Regions from separate parts of the Homo sapiens genome. Here region 1 is linked to region 2. A link is an interaction called in ENCODE POLR2A ChIA-PET data of the cell type or tissue named here. Cell type or tissue: endothelial cell of umbilical vein. All regions are shown on one strand. Links, peaks and the distances in the headings refer to the core of each region. The heading gives the core; the rest is flanking DNA.

Region 1 (5,382 bases), core at 56-5,055, 110 kb before region 2:
GGATCACTTGAGGCCAGGAAGCAGAGGTTGCAGTGAGCTGAGGTCACACCACTGCACTCCAGCCTGGGTGACAGAGTGACACTCTGTCTCAAAAAAAAAGTTAAAATGATAAATATTGTTATGTATATTCTACCAACATTTTTTTTGAAATAGGAAATATAAAACTGTTTCCACCAGCACATCACTCAGGTCAGAGAGAGCCACCAAGCAGCAGGCCTGCTAGGGGCACATGGATCTGAGAGAACAGCTGTCCTCAGGATAAGGGTGCTGGTGTCTGCAGAGCCCAAGGGGGCTGAATGATGGCAGTGAGTCTCTGGCAATACAGATGATACTGATTCTTCATAGAGTTAAACTCTGAGCCACGGTAGGCAGAGCCCAGCTCATGCTGGTCATTATGATAAAGTCCTGGGCGCAAGGAAGTGGGCACTCCACTGCAGAAAGAGTGGTGAACCTCAGACACCATGGAAAACAGAAGATTCACAAGACAGAATCCTGCTGCAAACATTTCCATAGGATGGGGACAGAAACATGTCTTTCAACTACCTGTGGTATCCACCAATCCTCTGATAAGAAAGGACTGAAGGCTCATGCCAGGGCCTACTGCACGCGACACAATGTTGTCCAAACAACAAGTGCCTGGGACTACTTACTGAACACTGCCCATAGCTCCAAGAAAAGTGTTACACATTTTTATCATTAATACTTTGGCATGAATTAGCTTGCTAAGCAGATAAGCAAGTTAATGACTTTCCAAGGCCCGAAGAAAGAAGATCCAGGTGAATAAGTTTTTGTTTTTTGTTTTTTGTTTTTGAGACGGAGTCTCACTCTGTCACCCAGGCTGGAGTGCAGTGGCGTGATCTCTGCTCACTGCAACCTCCGCCTCCCGAGTTCAAGCAATTCTCCGGCCGCAGCCTCTTGAGTAGCTGCGATTACAGGCACCCGCCACCAGGCCGGGCTAATTTTTGTATTTTTAGTAGAGATAAGGTTTCACCGCGTTGGCCAGGCTGGTCTCAAACTCCCAGCCTCAGGTGATTCGCCCGCCTCGTCCTCCCAAAGTGCTGGGATTACAGGCGTGAGCCTCCGTGCCTGGCCCCAGGTGAATAAGTTTTGTAGGAGACAGAGATAGTATTTAGGAAGAAGCAAGGGATAGAGCCTAAGTGGATAGCCAGAGTGAAGCCCAAGAGGGCTGGAGGCCGCAGGAGGGGAGGCTCTGAAATATCCAAAGGAAGCTCAGAGGGCACAAAAGAGAAGGTCTGGCTTCTTTCCAAACGTTAGTGTCCATGAAATGGAGCCATCTAACCTCCAGAGAGTAGCGAGAGCCTCTCATCAAATGCCCTTCCCTAGCTAAAGCAGGGGCCCTGGAGCCACAGTTACACTCAGGCAAGCTCATTCTCATTTTTAGGCCTTATTGATGTGTATAGGTAGCAATGATATGACAATGAGAGGAAAGACATTGGGACTTTGGAGCCAGTCTTCAGGATGAATCCTGCTTCTTCCACTTACTGGCTTAGGAATTACTTAAATTCCCTGAGAATCAGCTTATTCATTCATAGAATGGGTTAATATCAACTTAAGGTAACACCATATACCATGGTAATTCCTATTAGGTAAGTAGGTGCTATGGATTGGATATTTGTGACACCCACCCCACCCCACCCAGAATTCATATGTTGAAATTTAAACCCCAATGTGATGGTATTAGGAGGTAGGGCCCTTTGGGAGGTGATTAAGTCATGAGAGCAGAGCCCTCATGAATGGGGTTGGTGCCTTATAAAAGAGGCCCCAGAAAGCTCTAGCCCCCATTCTGCCGTCTAAGGATACAAGAAGTTGGCAGTCTGCAACTCATAAGAGAGCCTGCCATCAGGCCAGGGATGGTGGCTCATGCCTGTAATCCCAAAACTTCGGGAGGCCAAGGCAAGTGGATCAGTTGAGGTCAGGAGTTCGAGACCGGCCTGGCCAACATGCTGAAACCCGTCTCTACTAAAGATACAAAATTAGCTGGTGGCGCATGCCTATAGTCCCAGCTACGTGGGAGTCTGAGGCAGGAGAATCGCTTGAACCTGGGAGGCAGAGGTTGCAGCGAGCCGAGATTGCGGCACTGTACGCCAGCCTGTGCGACAGAGTGAAACTCCATCTCAAAAAACACACACAAAAAAAGAAGAAAGCCTGCATCAGAAGCCAACCATGCTGGCACCCTGATCTTGGACTTCCAGTCTCCAGAACTTTGAGAAATAAATTTCTGCTGTTTATAAGCCACCCAGCCTGTGATACCCTGTTAGGGCAGCCCACTGCCTACAACAGCAGGTAATACTTAATGCCGTGTCCAGCACACAGTTACATGTTCCATAGATGTTCATGTCCTTCTTCCATCCCTAATTCCAGTCCTGTGCTCTGCCTACCCTGGAGTGAGCATGTTGCTGTTTCATTTATTCTGCTCCCTGAATTTGAGATGTCAGAGGTCAGTGCCTTCTTTTTAGCCAGCACTGTAAGAATTTGTAGCCTTTATTTTCACACTGCCCCTCCTCTGAGGCTCTCTAAGGGCTTAGCAGCCTCCAAGGGGGAAATGTAAACAATTTCTATTTTACCAAGAGGGAAGCTGGAACACAATGCAAGATCAGCTGTTTTTCCCAAAAAAAAAAAAAAAAGAAATTTCAAATTTTCTTCCATTCCCATGGTTCATTCCACTGTGTAAACGGCTGTCCTGGAAACCAGCCAAGAGCAGCCAGCAATCGGGGACCATTGCGGGCTCCTGGGGACTGCTGAGCAGGGGCTGGCTGGAGGAAGATTTTCAGTCATCGCATCTTCTGCAACCCTCTCAGACTGCCCCTCCCAAATGATGACACGTTCAGCTCAAGAGTCATTTCATTCTGAAACAATTGCCAAGCACCAGGCGTGCCCAGCCTGTGGATAGGAATGAATGACGTGCTTCCTCTGATCTATGTCTGTCCCTTTGAGAAAACACTCACTGCTAAGTGATGTTAACCTCTTGTATCACCTCCTATTTTTAGCCTCTTGAGTGAGTGATAAATCAGGTTATAATCTGACAGGATGTTTAAAGACATATTAGAATCAAATTAAATGACAGGGCCTCAGACATCATACACACTTTTAAAGAACAGAGCCAGAACACATTATCCCCGCCCAGTTTCAATGCATACCCATTGAAACCTAGTTTTTGTAAAAGGACTTGGCTTATGTCATAAGGTTGACTCTAAGATTAACTATGTCTCCTCCAATTTTAATCAAGCCCCATGTACCCAGCCAGCTCATTCCAAAAGCTGGAGACCGAGATGATTTCTCTGGAATATTATCATTATGCTGTGAGCTCAGACACTGCTGGTAGAAACCATACTCTCATCCATATCTGTAGGGAGCACCTACTTCATGACAGCCACTGCCTGAGGCACTGTGGGGACAGTGGTGAACACAGAAGACATCATTCTTACCCTTGTGGAGCTAGCTTAGTGAGGAGATAGATGTTAAGCAAACAACCCAATAAATAAATGGCTGGGTCACTGGGTTCCACTGCTGAAATTATGCTATTTGGCGTCTGTTTTAGTCTCTCTCTTCATCCATCCCTTATAGCTGTCTTCTATTTGGCTTCATTTTCCATAAGATTCTACATGACTAAGGTGGCCACTTGCAGCTCCTGACTACTGCGGTGCTAATGAATGATGACCCCAGAGCAATGACTGTCCCCAGAGTACCACCAAAGTTTCAAGGAGGAGGCTGACTGGCCCGATTCAGATCACTTGCCCGTTCCTGGACCCATTGTGGAGAACTGCAGAAGAAATAATCCGGCCAGCCCAGGTCGCATGCACACTCTCAAGGTGGGAAGAGGGAGGGGTGGTGTTGGTGCCCCCGGCACCTTATGGCAGAGCAGGATTCCGATGGCACAGGAGAGAGTGGTTTCCCAAATGAAAGGATGGTAGCTAGTGAATGTTTGTCCACAAGTGTTAGAGAGTTGATGTTTAAAGTTGGTCAAGTCAAAGAAGAAAAGAGGCAGCACTGTAAATTGTGGGTTTTTTTGGTGTTTCTTCCACCTCGTCTTGAGTTGTGCAACATGGTAGAAAGAGAGAGGCCTTCAGAACCAGGCAGATGTGGGCCCACATCCTGCCCCCATCACTTCTTAGTGGCTATGTGGCCTTGTGCAAGTCATCTAACCCTCTCTGAGACAGTTCCTTGCTGGTATCATGGCAATAGAAGCTCCGTATGGGAAGATGAAGTGATAGGATTTTTTTTTTTTTTTTGAGTTTTGCTCTGTCACCCAGGCTGGAGTGAAGAGGTGCGATCTCGGCTCACTGCAACCTCCACCCCCCAGGTTCAAGCAATTCTCCTGCCTCAGCCTCCCAAGTAGCTGGGATTATGGGTGCCTGCCACTAAGGCCAGCTAATTTTTGTATTTTTAGTAGAGACGGGATTTCACCATGTTGGCCAGGCTGGTCAAGTGACAGAATTTAAAGAAGTAGGCCAGGCGTGGTGGCTCATGCCTGTAATCCCAGCACTTTGGGAGGCCAAGGCAGGCAGATCACGAGGTCAAGAGATAGAGACCATCCTGGCCAATATGGTGAAACCTTGGCTCTACTAAAAATACAAAAATTAGTTGGGTGTGGTGGCGCACGCCTGTAGTCCCAGCTACTTAGGAGGCTGAGGCAATAGAATCGCTTGAACCTGGGAGGCAAAGGTTGCAGTGAGCAGAGATTGTGCCACTGCACTCCAGCCTGGTGACAGAGCGAGACTCCATCTCAAAAAAAAAAGAATAATAATAAGAAGAAGAATTTAAAGAAGTACCTCATTACTGGGAGCACTGGAGGTACCTACTGGATGGTGGGTATTTAGAAATCTCCCTGGAGTATCATGTCCTGTAACAAGCTTTGTAAATAGTCTCCAGAACTGTGCAGTGGGACGAGTGAGTGATGCTTACAGACAAGAGAAAGAAACAAAATATAAACAAATAAATAAATAAGCACTTCCATATTCTGATAAGTGCTCTGATGGAAATAAACAATGTGACAAGATGATACAGAGTAATAAGGGTGGAGGTCTCCTTAGACAGGTGAGACCAGAAAAGCATCCATGGGAAGATGACCTGTGAACTGAATCCTGAAAGATCAGAAAGGGATTGCTATGCAAAGAATACAGGCAGAGGATTCTAGACAGAGGTAACAGGAAGTGCAAAGACCACAAGGCAGGAAAGGGGTGGGCGTGTTGAAGAAACAGAAGGAAGGCCAGTGGTTTGAATGGTGAGATTAAAGAGGTGGGTAGGAAACAGATCATAGAAGGCCTTCTTCTTTTTTTTTTTTTTTTTTTTTTTTTTGAGACGGAGTCTCGCTCTGTCGCCCAGGCCGGACTGCGGACTGCTGTGGCGCAATCTCGGCTCACT
Region 2 (5,382 bases), core at 188-5,187:
ACCTGGCCAATTTGTATCTTATAATAATGCTGGAAGCCAGCTAATTAAGATGATACATAACAAATGGAGCTCTTTGTAGTTACTATGGTAAGAGCAAACTATCTGGGTCTTATTGATTACGATATAGTAGTAGCTAGGCATTGAACAAAAGCAGTCCATTCAACACATCATGAATGCCAATACTTAAAGTTTAACAAAATGTGCTGAAAAGTTATAAAAGCTAACTTTTAAACGCAATAACTGCTATTATAACTGACTTAACAGGATGCTTTATTACGCCATTATCTTATCTACATAAGGCTTTAGCCTCCTGCATAGATGCACACTAACATGCCCAGCTTATTCAGTATCTTGATAAACAGAAGAGAAAAGCCTAAAGACATTTTGTTTCTATATGCAGATGAGTTTTTTTTTTTTTTTTTTTGAGACAGAGTTTTGCTCTTGTTGCCCAGGCTGGAGTGCAATGGCGTGATCTCGGTTCACCATAACCTCCGCCTCCCGAGTTCAATCGATTGTCCTGCCTCAGCCTCCCGAGTAGCTGGGATTACAGGCATGCACCATCACACCTGGCTGATTTTGTATTTTTAGTAGAGACAGGGTTTCTCCATGTTGGTCAGGCTGGTCTCGAACTCCTGACCTCAGGTGATCTGCCCACCTTGGCCTCCCAAAATGCCAGGATTACAGGCATAAGCCACTGTGCCTGGCCCAGATGAGTGTTTTAGCTGCTGTTCTGAAATTCTATCAGGGATATTTCTGACTTTAAAAGCACAACAAACATACTTTGATTTTTGAAAGGTAGATCAAAATCAAGCAACACAACATACAAGTTAAAAAAAACATATAGAAATACCCTGAAAGCTACATGTGAATCGCTGAGAAGTGGCCCCTCTTTTTCGGTGTAATTTATGCTTGAATCTCCAGTGATTAGGTGTACACTTCCTTCCATGCCCGCTACTGAGCTCTGGCAGGCTGTGCTCTCTCCAGGATTCAATGCTTTTGCAAGAGTGTCAAATGCCCTGTATGAAGACATCAGAAGCTATGAGCTTGACCAAACACCGCAATAAAATAACAATTCTACATAGGATTCTGGAATTAAGATTTAAGCCTAAAAAACTGGCCAGGCTGGTCTAGAACTCAAGTGATATGCCCGCCTCAGCCTTCCAAAGTGCTGGGATTACAGGTATAAGCCACATGCCTGGCCTAAAGTCTCTTTTTAAAATCTTGCATAATTAAGGGGGAGAAGCATCTTCATATTTTCATATAATAATATGTTTTTAAAAGTTATATATTTTATCGCTTGAGTCCAGGAGGGCAGGGCTGCAGTGAGCTATGATCACACCACTGTACTCCAGCCTGGGTGACACAGCAAGACCCTGTCTCAATTAAACGAAATTCTTTTCAATTAATTATTTTTTAAGAACATTATATGTATGATATATATATATATGATACTACAAGACTATCAGCCTATTTATTTTGTATACAAAAGTTACTTAGAACAAGGGTAAGAACTTATGTCAACTTTATTATACACAGTACAATAGGTCTTAAATTTTATTTAAAAATTCAGAAAACATTTTACTCATGTTTATTTTTGAAACACATTCTCCCTGTGTCAGCAAGGCTGGAGTGCAGTGGCATGATCATGGCTCACTGTAATCCTGAACTCCTGGGTTCAAGCAAGCGATCCTCCCACCTCAACCTCCCGAGCAGCTGGGACTACATGTGCGCACCACCATGCTCAGCTAATTTTTAAATTATCTGTAGAAACTGGGCCTCACTATGTTGCTAAGGCTGGTCTCCCAACTCCTGGACTCAAGCAATCCTGCCACCTTGGCCTCCCAAAGTGCTGAGATTACAGGCATGAGCTACTGCACCCGGGCAGAGAGTATTTTAAAATGTGTGGTCACATAGCTAAATCTAAACTGTAACAATTTGATATTAGAATAATAACAAACTAATGTTAGCAAATAATTACTCAAAATAGTTCCCCATATTTTTCAATAAGCCTCCTAGAGTTTCTTAAAATCTCATGTTCAACAAAGTATTACTTATTGTGACTCTTAAATGTAGTTTATTCAGTATATATATTATGTTTTGTTGTTGTTTGAGACAGACTCTCGTTTTGTCGCCCAGGCTAGAGTACAGTGGCGTGACCTCGGCTCACTGCAACCTCCATCTCTGGGGTTCAAGCGGTTCTCCTGCCTCAGCCTACCAAGTAGCTGGGATTACAGGCATGCGCCACCACACCCAGCTAATTTTTTCATTTTTAGTAGAGATGGGGTTTCACCATGTTGGCCAGGCTGGTCTCAAACTCCTGACCTCAGGTGATCCACCCCTCTCGGCCTCCTAAAGTGGTAGGATTACAGGCATACGCCACCGTGCCCGGCCAATTCAGCGTATTTTTATCATATCTTTTTTTTTCCTTTAGAGATGGGGTCTAGTTGCCGGTTGACTCAAAATCCCAGGCTGAAGTGATCTTCCCGCCTCAGCCTCCTATACACTAATGTGTTCAGCTTATTCAATATTTTAAATGATAAACGCAGTGTAGGAAAACCCTGAATAAACTGTTTCTATATCCTAAGCATTAATATTTACAGAATAAAAAACAGAATTCTGATACTACTTTCTTCAACTGTAACTTAAAACTGTAGTTGATTAAACTAAACCTTTTACATTAATTTTCATCACTAGAAATTGAGGAGCAGGATCAATATGATTGCCTAGAAAGACAAGTGTTTCGCTCTCCATACACATCTTCATCTTTAGAAGAAAAAATTCCTAGGTTTTAAGACCACATTTCTAATCTTCTAATATTCACTTACTGATTTTGTCATTTAGAATATAACCTTTCATAATGAATGCAGGTTTTCAGTGAAAACTTACTATGCCTTAAATTTTCTAAGTGAAAATAGAAATGTAGGTTAAGCATTCCTAATACTAAAATCCAAAATGCTCTAAAATCAGAAACTTTTTGAGCACCAACATGATGCCACAAGTGGAAATTTCACACCTGACCTCTCATGATGGGTTGCAGTCAAAAAGCAGGTGTATTACAGTTTATTCAGTGTTTATTCCCTGTCCCCAAGGGAAAAAAGATCCTCCCAGCTGAGATAAATCTTTTCTGTATACGCCCAGACTCCCCCAAGTAAGCACGCCCACTAAGGATGATAAAATGGCACATGTACAGGCCAGACATGCCAATGGCAAGTTCCCCCGATTCCCCATGAGGAGCCAAGACCTATGTGTATTACTCACTGTGGATTTTTGCATATTCTCTTCTTTGTGGTGTAAAGATATTTTTGAAAAGGTCAGAAAGGCCTGCATGGTACCCAGAGTAATGCAAACATTCCAAAATCTGAAATCTGAAGTGTTTCTGGTCTGAACAAAGCATTTCGGATAAGAGATAATCAACCTGTATTTAGATAATCAACCTGTATTTGTTTTCTGAAACTTTTATAAATAGCATTTAACATAAAAATGTTTTAAGAAATACTGAAAGACATGTAAACAAAAGGACATTGATAATCAAAAGATACCTTACCTTGAAACATCACCGTTGGTCTGCATTTCTTGAAATTCACACAAAGAGGTATCATCATTGCTTAAGCTTTCAATCATAGACATTTCATTACTATTTTGAGAAAGATCTTTAGTTTTTCCAAGATTCGCTAATGATGTAACCACATTGGCCAATGTACTTAAATCTCCCTGACATGATTCAGCCTTTAAAAAAAAGGGTATTAAAATTCTGTGAATTGGTATCACTATTTTTTTCAATCTGAAATATCCAATTATAGATTATGATATGCCAACAAAAGAACAGTATGATAAATGAAACCTGGAAAGTTAAAGGGCTGAGCTTTCAGAAATTTACTGAGGAAAATACAAGTTTAAAAACATCAAGTGTATTTCTTAAGAAATGTTTATATGTTACTTTGTTTTTTTTTTTTTTGGGAGATGGAGTCTCACTCTGTCACTAGGCTGGAGTGCCGTGGCATGATCTCAGCTCACCGCAACCTCTGCCTGCCAGGTTCAAGCGATTCCCCTGCCTCAGCCTCCCAAGTAGCTGGGATTACAGGCACATGCTACCATGCCCAACTAATTTTTTGTATTTTAGCTGAGACAGGGTTTCACCATGTTGGCTAAGATGGTCTTGATCTCCTGACCTCATGATCTGCCTGCCTCGGCCTCCCAAAGTGTTGGGATTACAGGCGTGGGCCATCGCGCCCGGCCGTATATGTTACTTTTTTTTAAGAGACAAGGTCTCCCTTTGTCACCCAGACTGGAGTACAGTGGCACGACCACAGATCACTGCATCCTTAAATTTCTGGGCTCACTGATCCTCCTACCTCAGCCTCCTGAGCAGCTGATCCTACAGGTGTGCACTGCTATGCCTGGGTTGTTTTTTCATTTTTAGAAATGGGGTCTTGCTGTGTTGCCCAGGCTGGTCTTGAACTCCTGGTATCAAGTGATCCTCCCTGCCTCAGCCTCCTGAGTACAATTTCTAAAACTTACTATACAAACTATAAACTTGTATGGAATATGAAGAATACTAGTGAAGAGCGGGGGAAAAAATGGCAAATGAATTGTTGAACAGACTTCCTAGGATGCCAACTTTTGCCAAACATTGTGTTAATTAAATGTGTTAAAAGGCACTGTGTTAAACACAAACATTAAAAGAAATAGATCAGTTACCCATTATTCTCTTCACTTTTTTGTCACTGGAGTTGAAAACTCTCTTTATATAGGTAAGATACTGATCTATTTGTCTTTTTTTTTTTGAGACAGAGTCTCACTCTGTCACCCAGGCTGGAGTGCAGTGGTGTGATCTCAGCTCACTGCAACCTCCAACTCCTGGGTTCAAGTGATCTTCCCACCTCAGCCTCCTGACTACGGGCGCATACCACCATGTCCAGCTAATTTTTTAATTTTTTGTAGAGATGGGGTTTCATCATGTTGCCCAGGCTGGTCTCAAACTCCTGGGCTCAAGTGATCTACCTGCCACAGTTTCCCAAAGTGCTGGGATTACAGACATGAGCCACCGTGCCCGGCTTGTCTTCATTTTTTTAATGTTTGTTGAAAATGTGTATATTACTTGTGCATTAGCTACAATTCTTTTATAAAAAAGAATTTTCTCTCAACTCTTTTGACAACTCAGAAATATAATTTGTACGGGAAAGGCAGGTAAGTGCTTTATTTTTCTTTTACTTTGTTATCAATTTTCAGAGCAAGAAGCTGATATCCTAGCAATTTCTAATTATGATACATGAGTTTTTCTGAGTATAATTTTTAATTCATAGATTTTCATATATTTGATTTAAATTTATTAAATTCTTTTGTAAATCCTTTCCCATCCTAACCTAATGAGAAGCCTTTTAA

Evidence for each region. ChIA-PET counts read pairs that join two places held together with the same protein. Peaks named below come from ENCODE experiments on the same cell type or tissue, not always from the same donor. Only the 100,000 strongest peaks of a DNase experiment are listed, where the experiment ranks them.
Region 1: POLR2A ChIA-PET joins it to region 2 with 8 read pairs; 2 of 35 experiments call an interaction of 5 or more read pairs at or near these places.

Annotation. Positions count from the first base shown.
Region 1 is chr12:94,938,776-94,944,157 of GRCh38, forward strand. No RefSeq gene overlaps it. Among named protein-coding and RNA genes, the nearest start is that of NDUFA12, 62 kb to the right of the region's middle. RefSeq lists a silencer at 2,780-2,829. In endothelial cell of umbilical vein, for the core only: no CTCF peak of the experiment used is centred there; a DNase peak (open chromatin) is centred at 2,906; H3K27ac peaks cover 947 bases.
Region 2 is chr12:95,048,218-95,053,599 of GRCh38, forward strand. It overlaps NR2C1 (nuclear receptor subfamily 2 group C member 1), which reads right to left. Exons shown (of 14, transcript NM_003297.4): 8 at 3,545-3,726; 9 at 851-1,016. Among named protein-coding and RNA genes, the nearest start is that of NR2C1, 23 kb to the right of the region's middle. In endothelial cell of umbilical vein, for the core only: no CTCF peak of the experiment used is centred there; no DNase peak of the experiment used is centred there.